2 separate regions of the Homo sapiens genome follow, and region 1 is linked to region 2. A link is a contact called in ENCODE Hi-C or POLR2A ChIA-PET data. All regions are on one chromosome and are shown on one strand. Each heading gives the region's core, a stretch centred on a gene start or an enhancer-like site at or near the end of the contact. The rest is flanking DNA. Distances are from core to core; before and after follow the strand shown. Region 1 has its middle 74 kb from the start of LINC02295. Region 2 has its middle 16 kb from the start of LINC01550.

Evidence for each region. Hi-C counts contacts between places; a loop is a spot of excess contacts on that map. ChIA-PET counts read pairs that join two places held with the same protein, here RNA polymerase II (POLR2A). Pooled maps may share reads with other maps.
Region 1: a loop to region 2 is called in a pooled map, with 2.6 times the contacts of the local background. The contact joins two enhancer-like sites. A Hi-C loop is called at or near these places in 1 of 168 maps with a recorded cell type or tissue (CD4-positive, alpha-beta T cell) and 5 of 50 pooled maps. POLR2A ChIA-PET finds 5 or more read pairs at or near these places in 2 of 52 experiments (GM12878 and naive thymus-derived CD4-positive, alpha-beta T cell).

The regions. Positions count from the first base shown.
Region 1 is chr14:98,208,900-98,211,762 of GRCh38, reverse strand. No RefSeq gene overlaps it. Among named protein-coding and RNA genes, the nearest start is that of LINC02295, 74 kb to the right of the region's middle. Within about 2 kb of position 1,347, at least 3 of the 41 ENCODE cell types and tissues checked have a DNase peak (open chromatin) inside an H3K27ac peak, as active enhancers do; they include CD4-positive, alpha-beta T cell, where a contact is called at or near this core.
Region 2 is chr14:97,992,829-97,995,595 of GRCh38, reverse strand. No RefSeq gene overlaps it. Among named protein-coding and RNA genes, the nearest start is that of LINC01550, 16 kb to the right of the region's middle. Within about 2 kb of position 1,380, at least 3 of the 41 ENCODE cell types and tissues checked have a DNase peak (open chromatin) inside an H3K27ac peak, as active enhancers do; they include CD4-positive, alpha-beta T cell, where a contact is called at or near this core.

The DNA.
Region 1 (2,863 bases), core at 98-2,597, 220 kb before region 2:
CTTCCAAATCCCTCCAAAAGTTCCAAGTCACCAGTGTTAGAAATCACTGGCTATACTTAGGCTTCTATTATATGTATTCGACTAAGTGATTGTGTTGTCCTGGGGGAAGATATCTGTACAAGGAACATAGAAAACAGGAAGCAGAGTGTGCCCTTATTGTTAACTAGGCTTTTACCCCAAATCTCACTGAGGAGCTCGTTGGTGAAATGTGCTCAAACACGTGTAGGTTAATGACAAGTCCAAAGGCCTGTTATTTTTTTTTTCTTCCTCCAAAAACTATGGTTACCATATAAAACACAAGTCATCCAGTTACATTTGAATTTCAAATGAGCAAGATATTTTTGAGTACAAATGTGACCTAAATATTGTGTATGCATACTGAGAAAAAAATATTTGTTGGTCTTCTAAAATTCTAATTTAACTGGGCATCCTATATTTTTATTTGCAATCTTACTCTAAACCCAAACTCAGATCTGAAGGTATCACCATACTCCAAAGTTAATCCACACAGAAAAAATCTTAGTGACAGTGCCTCATATATAAATGAATTTGAGGTTTAACATATGTTCCCATTGCATCCTCTTCCTCCTTTTCTGTTATCCTCCCTTTTTTTCTTCCTTTCATTTTTTTTTTTTTTCTGAGCAGGTGTATCTGGAATTGCGCTACACATGAAGATTTACAAATGAATTAGACCCATCCCTTTTCTTGGAATAGCTCCTAGTCTTTTGGGAAAGAAAGGCATGCATCTATCCATTGTACAAAACAAAATGCTTTAATAGAATTTCTATCCATCCATCCATCCATCCATCCATCCATTCATCCATCCATCCATCCATCCTCCATCTGAACTCTGATTCATGGAAGAACAACTTACTGATTCTGCTCAAGGAGAAACCTTGGCACACTGTGACAATGTATCTTGAAAACAGACCTCCCATTTTTTTGGATGGTAAAACTGAGTCTTAGAGAAGTTACCCAACTGCAGAGTAGCCGGGTAAGTGGCAGATTCAGGTTATAAATCCCAATCCTTAGCCTCGATATGCAGGACAAAGCTCAACCTGCTCAGCCCCACTTTTCTTCTGCCGTTTTTTTGTCCCCTCTTTCTCACAGAACCTCTACTACCTCATGTGCCAAGGCTCACACGTCTCTCTTGGGTGACATCTGTGGTGGGCGCCGTGACTCCTGTCACCTGTGCGGGGGGCCCGGGCTGCCTCCTCCCCTCCCCCGCCTTCCTCGCCCTGGGCCTGACCGCAGGGGCTGAGTGTCTGGCCTCTGCACACCACTTTCTCAGCAGGGCACTTCCTCCCTGCACGCTGCTCCTGCAAGTTGTTTATCTCTCACAAGGATAGTAACAAAGATCGTATCGGTGAAACTCTGTCTGGGCACAGATGTCTGGCTCCCTGGCAGCTCTTCATCACCCTGCTGTGCCTCACCTTCCAGAAGTCTCCTTCCTCCTCCCCCTGGAGCCCCCTTCTTCCACACTGTGGATGATTAGTTGAAACACAGCAGGGCAGAGCAGGCAGCTGCACTGCTCCACTGAGAGTCTTGGAGCTGCCAGGAGCCAAGGCCCTTCCAGGCCTTCCAGCAACTGTTTAAACACTGGTTGCCCCTGGGCCAGGCATTAGAAGGGGACAGACAGGGAGGTCACAGGGACCCCAGATGGTAGTGAGGATAGCAGCTTGTTGAAGGATGGAAAGGAAAAGAGAGATGGGGCGGACCACGTGACTAATTTAAAATGCCCCAAGTTGGTGGTCTGGGTGCAGAGTCTTCAGATGTGCACTGTCCAGCAAGGCCTTCAGCAGTGATGGAAACATTCCCTTTCTGGGCTGTCCAAGATGGCAGCCACCTGCCCCAGGAGGCTATTGTGAACCTGAGGTATAGTGGGTATGACTGAGGAATGGGATTTTTAACTTTATTTATTTGAATTACTTTGAATGTAAGTAACCACATGTGGCTAGTAGCTAACAAATTAGAGAGCACAGTTTCACAATGTGCTGCCAGACGCCCATGTCGAAGGTGCAACCCTTCAGGCTGACGGACTAGCTCCTTTCTGACCTCTGCTAATATGAAGAGAAGTCCTTGGCTTCTTTGCTCTTGATTTATTAGTTCAGTTTCTCTATATTTAAAGTAAGATTAATAATTCTTGCCTCACCTTCTTAACAATGTGTCAGGAAAATCCAATAAAATAATGAAATAATTGATCATTTTAGCTCACAGCTTTAACATAAGCATCACCACCTTGGCAGGACGCTGCTGTGTGATCTTCCTGTACATTTCTCCCTGGCAATGCCCACAATGATTGTTTAAGATATTTGCACATGTGCAAAGCTCAAAACAAATGCAAGAAACATTCCAATACTTATGTATTGTTTTCTATTACTGAACGTGGAGAGTTGGCCTGGTGATGTGGGTGGAGTGCCCTGGGTGTCTGACCAACCTGAGTCTCAATCCCATATTTTCAGAAGACTACCAGCAGACAGGTCACTTAACCTCTTGGATATCCCACCCCCCATTGGTGAAAGCAAATCCTGATATTCATGGCATGGAAGCTGTCAGGAGAAATGAGAGGAGGTCCTGTCTTTGAGGCATCAAACGCAGTACCCAGGGTACCCACTAAAGGTCAGTGCCTGACCTTCCCATTGGAAAACAAGGGGATTGTGATGAAACATTTAGGACAAATGGTAGCCTTTGAATGCCTCGACGAAGGGCTACTGGGAACATTGCGAAGGCAAGTTCTGCAAATCTGAATGCAGCTCTTATTGGGTGCAAAAAGGACTTCTACTGTTTTCAAACCCCTGTCAAATGCCATGACATTTCTAGACTTAAGTCACTCATCTCCACTGGGTTTATTTACAAGTAGCAA
Region 2 (2,767 bases), core at 131-2,630:
GAGCTGTCTCTATGAATGCTCAAGAGCCCAAACCAACCGGAGTATAAGAAAGAGGTGGAAGAAATAAACTACGTTTGAAATGTGCTTCTGTTTCAACCTAAGTAAGATGAAAGGCAGCCTGCAAAGTTTTTAATTGAGAAGGCAGGAGGTACCACAGAACAGAGGTCATCTACCTGGTGATGTAGTCATTCATATCAATTGAGCAAATCAAATCTGTTATGCATACGCACAATTCAGAGTTCCAATATCTTTTCCTAGAATAACAAGCAAAGTGCCCTTAACTATTTGCCACAAGCCAGTGAATTGACTCACAGGTGTAGGCTCCCATCTTGGCTCTGTGGCTTGTTGTGAATGTGACCTTCAATGTCATACCCAACATATGAGGGCCAGTGTGAATGTTGAGTCTGACTTCTAGCTCTGGAGTGGTGGTGCGGGTTGGAGATGATGCATGCAGATACTTTTAAGAGACTATCATCATCTGGTCCAAACTATTATTTTGTAGGTGTTGATGCAGACCATTCATCAAGAAGGGAAGGGGCTCCTCTATGATCTCACAGCACCTCTTATGCTGGCCTTGGGACCACCAAAGTAGAAGTCTTTTGGCTGTGACATCTGTGACATGTGGCCCACCTCAAGGTCTGCCTCTTGTCATTAAAAGCCCTTGTCCATATTTCCTCAAAGTCAGTTACACACTAGATACAGGGACCATGTAAAGACAGTGCTCAGCGTCCTATGCCCTCCAGGACAGAGTGACCAACACACTATGCTATGGAGCACTGGAACTGTGGCCAGCCTGAATTGAGATATGCTGTGGGTGGAAAACAAACTCAAGTTCTCATACTCAGTATACCATAAAAAAGTAAAATGTCTCATTGATAATTTTGTGTGGTTTGCTGATTGAAATAATATTTTGAATGAATTGGGTTAAGTCAAATACATCATTAAACTTCATTTCACCTGTTTAATTTTACATTTTTTTAAAATGTGGCTAACAGAACATTTAAAATTACACAGGAGTCTCTCACTATGTTTTACTAGGCAGCGTCATAGTGGCTCAGAATTTTTTTTTTCTTTCTTACTCTACTATCAGGAAATGTACTCCATTTCTTCTTCTGCAACAGAGCCTGTGCTTGCCATCTCATTTTTACTGTGTGCACAGTTTCCTGTAGTAACAGTGGTAACGGTTCTCATAATGATGAAGGTTGTTTGTAAAACCCCACATCCTCGATGGCCTCTTCTTTACAAAATGTTCCCACAGAGATTCTTGCTTCACCATGTCTTTGCCTGCATGGCCAAGATGACTTGGCCCCACACAGGAGTTTCTGCCGGGCATGTCACCATCCCTAGGTCTAATTCAGTGGGGTGAATGGTCACATTCTCAGCCTCCTGCTCCCTCTGATCCTTCTAAAGAAGGAAGTGCCTGCCTCTCTCTCTCACCTTTCACCTGAGGTGATGTAGACACTGTTGATTCAAGGAGGTATTATTTCTTCCTGTTCTGTTCCCTCCAACCGTCCCCACACCACTTTCTTCTTTGTGACTCACTAAACCCATATAACCGACTGGGGTCCTATTTAACTTATGTGCATATTAATTTGGCAAACATTCATTCTGCATCTCCTAAACACCTGATACTGAGCTAGTGGCTAGGGATGGAAAGAAGAGCTTGAACATCGCCTTTGGTTGGCCTCAAGGAATCATAGACAAGTTGATAAAACACAGTATTACAATATATAGAGGCATCAGCTGAGGTCACAAAGTAGGTTGCCTAACACATCTGATGATGAAAGAGAAGACTCTCTAAAGATGTGTTCAGTTGAGTGGAAAGGATGACTATAGCTCAGCTAGGGCTTACTGTATTATTAGTATCATTATTGTTATTTTTGCTATCATCATCATTTTTTAAAGTTAACTGCAAAGGAATGGACTTAAGGAAGAGCATGTAAAATTTAGGGAATTAGAAACACAAGAGATGGAGAATGAGGAAGCTGCTCCTGAAGGCCCCAAAATCCGAGTTTAGGGATTCACATTTCATCGTAAACTCAGTGAGAAGTCCCACGTGGTACTCATAAAGATGCATGAAACAGTCAGCCCAGCATTAGGAATCCATCACTTTGGTAGCCATGGGGTAAGGAATAGAATTGTTCTTACCCTATGTGTGGAGAGAAGATCAGCCATGTGTCCAAAGAGTCCAACTGTTTTGTCTTAGAAGACACAGGCACAAGGTATTTGCAATTGTGTCTGCCTTCCTGTCATCTGAAGAAGGCCCCTCCTGGGGGTCCAGTGTTTGTCTGTGATATTATTTCCCACAGTCCCACCAAGCATAAAGGATTACATCGATGCTTCCTCTCATTGATGATGAGGGCAAAGGTGCTGGGTCCAGCAGGCACCTTGGGGAACTGGAGCAGATTTGGGGATCTGTCCTTCCTGGCCCCAGAGAGACTGGTTTGGTTCAGGGACCCCTGGGGCCCCATTTGAAAAGTGGCTTTTCTCATTTCCCTTTGATCAGGCAGTTCATGGCATATTTGGAAGGACAAGGAGTGATTTGTCTTCCACATGTGTTTTCATTTATTCCTCAAAGGCAGAGCTAAAGCATTAAGCAAGAATACAATAAAGTCCAGTGGGCAGACAAGCTTCAAACAGTCTCAAAGGGTATGTCTAAGATAAGCTCATTTGTTTATAATCCATGTATTTTTTAATAGTTTATGAAAAATACAGGTGGTAAACTTACATCTGGGTGAATAAGGGTAGAAGTAAAATACAATAATGC